4 separate regions of the Mus musculus genome follow, and all the other regions are linked to region 1. The links are chromatin loops, found by intact Hi-C in ENCODE. Cell type or tissue: left cerebral cortex. All regions are shown on one strand.

What was found. A loop is a pair of places that touch in the nucleus more often than their neighbours do. Peaks named below come from ENCODE experiments on the same cell type or tissue, not always from the same donor. Only the 100,000 strongest peaks of a DNase experiment are listed, where the experiment ranks them.
Region 2: it touches region 1 in a loop (2.3-fold over the local background); 2 of 42 quality-filtered maps call a loop at or near these places.
Region 3: a loop joins it to region 1, with 2.1 times the contacts of the local background. A loop is called at or near these places in 5 of 42 quality-filtered maps.
Region 4: it touches region 1 in a loop (2.0-fold over the local background); 2 of 42 quality-filtered maps call a loop at or near these places.

What each region holds. Positions count from the first base shown.
Region 1 is chr13:46,501,493-46,503,992 of GRCm38, reverse strand. It overlaps Cap2 (CAP, adenylate cyclase-associated protein, 2 (yeast)), which reads right to left and starts at 2,090. Exons shown (of 13, transcript NM_026056.4): 1 at 1,782-2,090. LOC115488182 (a long non-coding RNA gene) reads left to right here and starts at 2,043. Exons shown (of 2, transcript XR_003950691.1): 1 at 2,043-2,128. In left cerebral cortex, a CTCF peak has its summit at 1,198; DNase peaks (open chromatin) are centred at 1,205 and 1,967; H3K4me3 peaks cover 2,500 bases; H3K27ac peaks cover 1,913 bases.
Region 2 is chr13:46,662,525-46,665,024 of GRCm38, reverse strand. No RefSeq gene overlaps it. Among named protein-coding and RNA genes, the nearest start is that of Fam8a1, 5.7 kb to the left of the region's middle. In left cerebral cortex, a CTCF peak has its summit at 1,236 (motif pointing right); a DNase peak (open chromatin) is centred at 1,264.
Region 3 is chr13:46,345,172-46,347,671 of GRCm38, reverse strand. No RefSeq gene overlaps it. Among named protein-coding and RNA genes, the nearest start is that of Rbm24, 72 kb to the left of the region's middle. In left cerebral cortex, no CTCF peak of the experiment used is centred here; DNase peaks (open chromatin) are centred at 584 and 990; H3K27ac peaks cover 942 bases.
Region 4 is chr13:46,632,953-46,635,452 of GRCm38, reverse strand. All of the region lies in intron 7 of Cap2 (CAP, adenylate cyclase-associated protein, 2 (yeast)), which reads right to left. Among named protein-coding and RNA genes, the nearest start is that of Fam8a1, 35 kb to the left of the region's middle. In left cerebral cortex, no CTCF peak of the experiment used is centred here; DNase peaks (open chromatin) are centred at 739, 1,216, 1,453 and 1,933; H3K4me3 peaks cover 266 bases; H3K27ac peaks cover 2,424 bases.

The DNA.
Region 1 (2,500 bases):
TACAATAGCCAAGCTGAGTAGTTACTAAGTCGACCTTGAGGGCTGCAGAGCCCCTATTTACCATCTAGCTCTTTAGCCAGGAAGTTAGGGAACCCCACACTCCCGTCATTCCAACAAGCTAAACAATGTCTTGTGGAAAACCCCACTTCCGGCTTGCAGAACTGGTTGGTCACTATCATTTCTCACAGTCAGCTTCTTTTTTTTCCTCTTTGTCTTTGAGTCTCACTTGAGCCTAACTTTATTAAGGATTTTCAGATTCGAGGATCCGTGGAGAAATAAGTCTTTTCTTAAGAAAAAAAAAAAAAAGGTACAGTCTTGTCAAGATACCGTGCTCTGACTGCAAGTGATCGAATTAATTCTTTCCACCAGCTTTCTGTACCAGCTTTCAGTCCCTAACCACGCAGAACCACCCCGAACCCCTCCCTGCCCTCAGCAGGCTTGTATTCTAACAAAACCCCAGCAAATCGAAGTCACTCCAAAGGTGAGACAGACACCACTGTTACTTTCCACAAAGTGGTCCCAGCTACGTCAGCAAGACTTCTGAGACACCTTCGTTAGGTGTGGCAGTGCCTACCAGTAATCCAGCACTCAGAAGCCGGAAGCAGGAGGATTGTGAGTTTGAAGTCAACCTGGGCTAATGGCGAGTTCCTGGCTAGTCTGGGTACAGAGTAAGTCCGCCTCTCGGAAGCAGAGGAGCACACCTGTAATCTCAGCTCGGAAGCAGAATGATTGCTAACAGTTTGAGGTCAGCCTGGGGTTCCATGGCAAAGCTCTGTCTACCAACAAACCAAGCAGCCAAACGAACAGGCAGTGCTCTCTCTGCAAGCAATTCTGATAAACTCCCCCCCCCCTTTTTTTCTTTTTTCTTTTTCTTTTTCTTTTTCTTTTTTTTTTTTTTTTCCGTTTGTTTCTGCCTTCTCCTGATTACTCAGGCCAAGACGCAAGTCTTGGCTGTACAAAGTTCACCTCCACTTGGTAAACTTTTTAGACCTAATTCTAAATACAAGTCCTAAAAGCACAAACTCACATAAAGAACGCCTGGATTCCGACATGACTTAATGCACAGCCTCTGTGGTGTTGATGAGAATAAATAGTCTCATGTGCATGGCGGGCCATCCGCCTAAAGATGACGACAAGATTGCTGATGTCACAAACAACCCCCTATGGGACAGTCAGAGAGCTGCTGAGGGGTACCATTTTCAGAGCGGTCCCTTCAAAGCATCAGTTGCGTGTGCATTTTTTAGAAGTGACTCATGGCCTCAAGTCAGATTCTGCAGAGAAGCCAGGTCCCTTCCTTTCCTTCCAGCACCTTCGGATTGAGGTGGCACTGGCGAGGTCTAATTCAATGACACCCACCCGGGAACCCTCAGAAAGCTCAAAGCAGAGCAGTGGAGACCCCTTGAAGTTAGACCGGCCTAGGGTGCGGTGGTTGTCGGCGGGCAGGCCATAGGTGGCCCTCCAGCCCGAAACTCGCGGTCCTCAGCGCCAGGCGAGCAGCTGGAGCGCTGGGCTGAGCTGACCCAGATGAGGACTGCCCCAGTGTCAGATCCCCGCATCACAGATCCTCACATCTCCGGTCCTCACTTCCCTTGTCCTCACATCTGGGTGGCCTCAGATCCCTGAGTCTGCTTCGCCTTTCTTCCCCGCGCCCTGGCCATCTCCCACCCTACCAGGGGCGCGCAACTTGAGAGCGCCGGCCTTGGGTGCCGGGTGTCCAGGCAAGCCCCCCATTCTCCTCGCCGCCCCCCCCCCCCCCGTCCCCCTCCGCGTTCCAGCCTGACCTGCTGTAGAGCTCAGGTCCTGGCTTCGGTGATGCAAAGCCGGCTCCGGCCACTTGCGCCCTCCTCCCGCAGGCCCGGTGCTGCCTCCGCCTCCCCCCTGCACGGGAGCCCGAGTCGGTCACGCTGCTCTCGGGGAGAGTCGCCCGCAGCTTCCGGCAGCTCCAAATACAGACGGGCGCGGGAGGGGCCGGGAGCACCCAGCCGAGGGCGGGGGTGGCAAGGAAGGGAGCAGAGAGGAGACACAGATGGGCCGTGGGAGAAGAGAGATAGGAGGGCAGAGGCGATCGCCGGTGCAAGCAGGAAATGCCTTCGCCTCCTCCTGCGGGTTTGCAAAGAGCTCTGAAAAGGTCTGGCGGTCCCTGAAGGGGGTTGGGGGTGGGTAGGGCTGCATAGTGACCCGCACAAAGAGAGGGAGAATGGAGCACCTCGAATATCCTCCAACTCAAAGAAAAGGATAAAGGAGAGCAAATGCATGTATCTCTTCAGATAGATTGTAGATCTGGGGCAAGTAACTTATATACAGAAACTTTAAAAAGTCATCTGATTATTTAGAAACGAGTAGAATCCTTGGCCGGCCTACTCCAGCAACTGTTTTACTTGTAGACACTGCCCCTTATTTTATATATGTATGGTCTATGCTGACGAAACTGGAAGCGTTTCTCTCTGGTTAGCATAATTAGACAGAGAGGATCGATTTTCGATTTTCATCTGAGTCTGGA
Region 2 (2,500 bases), 160 kb before region 1:
TGTCTGGTAAACATGCAACATTCAGTTACTTGTGGAACGCAGACTACATGGGCATCAGTGCCAGTCAGCCGCCAACCAAGAGCCCATAACCACACAGTGGTTTGAACAGGGAGTCGGAAGGAATTCTAATGGGACTTAAGTCGAGGGGATATTGGCTAGCAAAAGGCTGAGAGAAAAGCGGAGCTTCCTGTAGAGCAGAATCTTCACAGCTAGGAGACGCTGGGAGAAGCCTTGTCTCTCGCTTGGGCACTCAAGTCTGGGTCCCAGCACAGATGATGGCCATTACGAAAGCTGTGAAATGGGGTCACCTCGGTTTCCCTTGGTGTGCAGTCTTTTGGTTTTTCTTTTCTTTTAAAGTCTCTTTTGAGATTATTTTCAATAGGGTCTTGCAGTGTAGCTTAGCCTTCTAACCCCTTGCCTCCACCTCCAGAATGTTAGGAGCGCAGGCATGAGGTACCACGACTAGGAAAATAGATAATTAATTTTTTACACATCTTGGAATTCATGCTTTGATAGAACTTAAAAAAAAAAAAACATTCTGGCTGGGTGGTGGTGGAGCATAGTTTTAATCCCAGAATCCTGGAAGTAGAGGCAGGAGGACCTCTGTGAGTTCGAGGACAGCCTGATCTACAGAATGAATTCCAGGACACCTAGGGCCACACAAAGAGAAACCCTGTTCTAAAAAACCAAACCAAACCAAACCAAACCAAACCAAAAAACAAACAAAAGCAAAGACAAAGCAAAAGAACGTTCTAGACATGTGGGTAGCCAAGCACCTGTTCTTTGACTATAGTCTTAGTGGGATAATCTAATTTTTAAATTTATTATTCTATTTGAGTAATACTTATCAATGACATTTAAGAAATAAGATGCCCAGTGCACTGAATAAAATATTTAATTTAAAAATAATTTGATTTCCATACTAATTTGTGGGAAAATATGTAACCCAAGCATTTTTTCCCTGTGTAACTAAACTTGGGTGATGTAATGCTGTATCAGGCGTTTCTTCCCCCAGGGCTCTCTCGCTAAGCAGCATAAGAAACATATCCATTACGGTAAGAATTTTATATAATAAAAATGATAATAATAATAATACTTTTCTTTATGATAGATTTCTTGATTATGGGAACTTGAGGTGATTGATATTTGTGTCCTCATTTATAGCAGGCTTTTTGTTAACTCTGAAAAAACCATGTCACATTCAAAGGATGGCCTGCTGCCTTGTGTAAAATAGACAGGACTTGAGGCAACCAGTAGGGGGAGGAATCTCCAAAGTTAATCGCTGTCTCCCAGCCTGACTTCAGAAGCTGAGAATCTTCAACAGGATTGACTTTAATTTCTCTGTTTTTTCCCCCCTCTCCTTTCTTCTCTCCTCTCCTCCCCTCTCCACAACCCTCTTTTGTTTGAGACAGGTCCCCACGTAGCTCAGGCAGGCCTTGAACTCACTATGTATTGAAGGATGACCTTTAACCTTTGCTCCTCCCACCTCTGTCTCTTGAGCACTAGGATTTGTGGCAGGCATCCCTAGAGCCGACTTAAGCGGTTCAAACCCAGCCCTCATCTCTATTTTGTTTGGACAGAACCCAAGGCTTGCTGGTTGGTTCCTGTAGCATCCATGAACGTTACCCACGAAATCTGGCACAAGGAAAGACTGTCGTAGGGTTAAGACTCGATCTCACTTGGAAATATGAGACTGGGGTGAAAGAAAAGCAAAGTCAGCTGAATGGGAGCAGGGTACGTGGAGAAAACGACTGTCACATAAAGGGAAAGTCTATTATGTTGGGTGGTGTTTGGTTGGGGCAAACATGTGAAGGAGTGTTTTCCTGAACTGGACACAGATTTAGGTAGAGTTGTGAGGGAACGCTTGACTAAAGTAGACCCAGGTGAACGGATGTTCTGCTAAAGCAAGCATGTGAAAGGACACGTGATGAAGGATTCTTTGCTAACGACACACATGTATTGGGCTGCCTTACATTGTGTAGCTGAGCTGCATTGGTGGGGACGCCATAGAGAGAAACCCAAAAACTTCTGGTGGTGTGCTGCAGTTTGTTGCCCCTTCCAAGAACTTAGGCTGATTGGCAGAGTGATGTCAGTCGAGACAGACATGCAGAGGACACGTGATATTTGGAGGGTTATAAATAGGACTCTACAGAGTGATGGAGACCGAGCTTGGCTTGCTGGTACAGCTAGCTGTACAATGCTTGTGTGTCTCATCTTCGCTGATCTTCACTTCTCTGAGAGGGACACCACAGGGAACTTTTCCTGGTGTCCCTCCAGGTCCCTCCTACTGACTCAAGCTGAGGCTGAGGCCTGGCTGTCTCTGCTAGGTCGTGTCACTGCTGCTGATTCACATTAGCTAACCTGACTCTACTGAGCTGGACTGCTGGAATCCATGAGGTGTTGGTGATTGGAAGGAGCTGCTGCTGCATGCTAACCTGTGAGCTGAACTGCCGATTTCCAGACAACACAGCTGGGAGTTGATCCAAAGAACCTTTCTAAA
Region 3 (2,500 bases), 160 kb after region 1:
AGCACTCTCCTCTTTCATTCTCGTCTCTGATTATTTTGACCAGTGGTTCTCCACCTTCTAATGCTGTAACCCTTTAATACAGTTCCTCATGTTTTGGTGACCCCCCCCACCATAAAATCATTTTCATTGCTACATTATAACTGTAATTTTGCTGCTGTGACGAATTGTAACGTAAATATTCATGTCTTTTCCAGGCGAACCCTCTGAAAGGGTGGTTTGAGCCACAAAGAAGTCATGACCCACAAGTTGAAAACCGCTGATTTTCGATGCACACAGAGTTAATTTTTCTCACAAGAGGTTGAGTCAGTGCGAGATAGATTTGGCCTAGTTAAATTCGTTTTTTTTTTCTCTTATGGTACTGAAAAAAATTGACTAGTCAAATATATATAGTCATTCTTGGCAGCTTATGAATAGACATTTACATAAATGTGTGGTATTTTGGCCCAAGAACTCTGCATCTAATTTACAAGGGAAGCAGAAAGTCCCTGGGGTGGGCCTGGAACTTCCAAATCTCATGTACTTGGGGCGGCCAATGTCAGGATCAATTCAGGAAACAAACCAAAGTACTTAAAAGGCAGCACAATCCTCTTAGATATCTCAGAGTCTCAGGAGAGATTCCCTTCACTATTCATAGTGACACTTGGCCACACCCTCTTTCTTATCTCTTGGATACTCCCCCACAACACAGGCAGACAGCACAGTTTTCTGGTATCTTCTCTCTCTTCCCAGTTCAGCATCTAGATGCTCTTCAAGGCTGGGAGCGTTGGGGATGAGAGTGGAAACTGAGCAGACAAATACAAAATGATCCAGCGTTATGGGGTAGGAGAGGAGCTCTGAGTACCATATATTCACAATGTGTGTCCCATCCCACTCACTGGCTGGGCAACCCCCTGGGAGCGCCTGACACACTCCTGACACTTAGTAACTGGCCCTTAGCACTTCTTCATTGACACATCCAACCACTCGGCATGAAGTTACAGTTAAGGCAGAGACAGAGGCCATTTTTAAAAGGAAATGAGGGAATTGTCTCAGCAGGAAAAAAAAAAGATTTATTTCTTATGCAACCAGGAAGGAAAACATAAGTTGACTTTCAGGTTGTGTGGGTGAAAGAGAAATGTCCCCATATGCTCGCGTGTGTAAACATTTGATCCCCCAGTTAGCAATGCTGTTAGGGAAGGTTATGGAACTTCTAAGAACCTTGCTGGAGGAAGTATGTCACTGGGGCAGGCTTTGAGGGTTTATGGCCTGGCCCACTCTTCCTGTTCTTAATCTCTGCTTCCAGTGTGCAGATGAAATGTGATCCCTCTGTTTCCTGCCTAGCAGACTGGCAGCAAGCCCCTGAAGCCATAGCTTCCCTCCCTACCAGGATGGAGTCTATCCCACTTGAACCCTAAGCCAAGATAAACCCTTTCTTCTCTGAATTGCTTTTTGTCAGAGTATTTTACTATAGCAACAGAAGACTAATGAATGCGGGTATCCTTCGTTCCCATTTGCTTGTGATTATAGATGTGGAGTACCTTTTGATGTTTTTCCATTTTCTACCACTGTGAACTCTGTCGTTGTCACACAGGGACAAAACTCCACTTCCCCGTGCCTCCCCCCCCCCCAATTGCTCATTTGAATTGTGCATTCTCTTCTCTCGAATGGGCTTCCATGTCTGAAGTCCTCTTTTCACGTGCATGCTGTCAATGCACTCCTATACATACCCCCCTCTTATTCAGCAGTCTTAAAATATGTACAGCATTTGTGAATCATTCAGAGAGCTTTAAAACATTTCCAAGGTTCAGATCTACCTCAAAGTGTTAAATCAGTAATTCTGGAGGGCAGGACCCATACCCTGATGTTTTGTGTAATTCTTTGGCAGAGTATAAATTGAAGCAAATGTTGAGAACCCACCCATTTCTCAGAATTTAAGGGGTGTCAGAATTTCGGGACAGTGCCTGTGAAAAATGGTCTCTCCTGCTTTTCTGGAAGATTCTGACTCATCCAGATCCTTAATCTATCATGCAAGCACCCCAGGGAATTCTGATGGGTAGAGTTCCCAAATCACCCTTTGGGAAAAATCCCCTTGTGCAGATACTTAGGCAAATCAGAATAGCATCAGAACCCAGCCACATATTCTTCTTTTAGGAAATTCACCAGTACATAAAAATGGATAATAGTATAATGAGCGCTCTGGCCATTTATTGCTATATGACAAGTCATCCCTGTGCTGGCTAGCTTTTATGTCAACTCCACACAGTTCTTTGGGAAGACAGAACTTTATTCAGGAAATATCCCTACTAGACTGTGCTGTGGGCAAGCCTATGGGGGCTCTTTCCTGATTGATGTGAATAGGCCCCTTCCATGGGTGTGAGGGGGATGATTGGTTCTGCATGGTATAAGAAATCAGGCTGAGCAGGTCAGGAAGAGCAAGCCAGTAAGCAGAGTCTCTCCACAGCCTGTGCATCAGCTTCTCCTGTAGGTTCCCGTCTGACTTCCCTGGGCAATGGGGCATGAC
Region 4 (2,500 bases), 130 kb before region 1:
GGGTCCTGCATGTTTAGAAATCTCACTGCAAAGTCATCAGCATACAAATATCCACAGGCCCATGTTCATGTCCAAGGCTCTGGATAAGAATGAAACCCAGGGCTGGAGAGATGGCTCAGTGGGTAAGAGCACTGACTGCTCTTTCAGCTTCTGTCAGCTAATGTAAGTAAGTTTCCTTGAATCTGGAGTTGTAGTCAATTGTGAACTGCTTGACATGGGCGATAGGAATCAAACTCAGGTCCTCTGGGAGAGCAGGGAGTCTCTCTTAAGCATTGAGACCTCTCTTCTTCATATTAATATTTATAAGCACCGACATATAGCTATATACCTATGAAAAGGAATTAAAAGCCAATTAAATTTTAAAGCGGCAGACCTAAGGGGAGTGGGACATTCCAGGCATTTTGCTACTGAGAGTCTGCGGCAGGGGAATGACTAGTTTCAGACAATCCTGGGCTTTTCATATCGAGGTAAGTTTGGTCTGCCCAGTAAGACCCTGTCTCAAAATATGATGTAATAGGAAACTAAGAAACTGGGGGAGATAGAGTAGTTTGTGTGTTTTCCGTACCAAACACAAGGATTGAAACCTTATATAAGTGCCAAATGCTAATGAGCACAGCATAATCTTATTTTCATAAACAACTCGGTATGATGAGATGTCAAAGTCAGGAAGTTTTAATCTGCAGTTGTCTTTTAAAACAGCTATTTTCAAGCACTTACATAATCTCTATTCAGCACAGAATCGCTGTGAATAGAAAAGACTCTTCTCTTATTCAGAATGTGTATCTCTGAGCCTCTGAGAGGCGGAAGTCTCCTCTCCCGGAGCTACAGTTTACTGCACTTTTGTTCTTTGTTTTTTGTTTTTGTTTTTGTTTTTCCTAAGGAGGAGCATCCTGACTCCTTCAGGATTCTGGGGTCAAGCAGAAATGGTTTCATAGTTCTTGAGACTAATCAATTTTTTTTTTCTCCCCGGGATCCTAAATGATTTCTGTCATGTTACTGAGATGAAATTTGGGGGACCTGCTCAAACTCATAGAGGACACACAGCATAAGCTTTGCATGTCAGGCCGTATCCCAGGCCTCAGTGACAGACACACTGAGAGCCACAGAATACTAGGCTTCCTCATAACCACATCATTATCCACACAGCCACAGAGGGGCAGTCCCCTCCCCCATCATCCGAGACACTTCTGCTTTGCAGGCACTCTGTTTTGTGGCTTCCGTATTTTAGGAACAGGCTGGGAGATGTCGCAGCAATGGACAAACCATATCCCATCTTCTGGGGACTTTGACATATTCAGTAGGTGACAGCCGACAGAGAGGGTTTACAGAGATAAATGTGGAAAATAAAATCTCCCACACAAAGGCGCCTGGAGCCTGTGAAATGCTGCCCTGGACGTGCCCTTCGGAGGTCCAGCCACATTTGTACAACATTCGCTGGGTACCAGGCTCCGGTTTCCAAGGTTACTTTCCAATTAGCATTCCGGGGCTTTTGCCGAACAGTGGACTTGAAACCAAACTGATTAGACCTTCCCTGAATTGAATCTCTTCGGGCTGCCCCCGCACGCAGCGGAGGAGCTAAGCTTTCCTGCCTTCTTTTTTTCTGTACCTGTTACAGACCTCTGTGGCTTGGCACCTAGTGGGCAGCAGCCAGCAAGATGGATCCCACCCGAAACCCAGTGAAAGAGGGAGGAAGGCCCTGGGATGGGGGTGGGGGTGGGGGTTGAGGAAGGATTCTCTGGTGCCAAATGTTTTCATTGGTTTAGTACTGACGGACTGCTCAGGCAGGATTTAGCTCTAGATTTATTGGAACACATGAAATACCTACGAATCTGTTAAAATTTCCCAAGTCGAGGCTTTGTGGCAGAAATACTAACTGGAGAATGCAAGCAGGGTGGGCTGCATACTCCTCTGTGTGTGTGTGTGTGTGTGTGTGTATTTTGCCCACACACCCCCACTTGGCGCTTGCAGTGTGGGCATAAGTGTGGGAATAGTCGTCCTGTCCTGTGGGCTGAGATGAACCTTTAAATAGGATGATGTCACTTGGGCTGTACGGAAATTCCTCTGAGAGAAAAGAAAGAGACCCCAGAAAAGCTGTTTGCATTTAGCAAGAAGTCAGCAGCCAATGCCAGGGGCACAGTTCTAGCCTGTATCTGCTGATTTTAAAGCTGCCTTTGCAGAAATCCATTATCTATATTCAGATTTTTATTTTTTCAGAGACCCGTCATCTGACTTAATATATTTGTATTAATTCTTTGAGAATTTTATACATGCTTACAAAGTATTTTGATCATATTTATTTCCCCCTACCCCCAACTCCTTTTCCTAACTCCCTCTAGGTTCACCATTTTCCTTTCCACCCCACCCCCAACTCCCTGTGTACCACATCGGCTTGGAAATCACAATCTAGCCAAAGATGACCTTGAACTCCTGACCTATCTGCCTCCACCTTCCGTGATCTGGGATTGCAGGTGTTTACTACCAGGCTCAGATACATTAACAA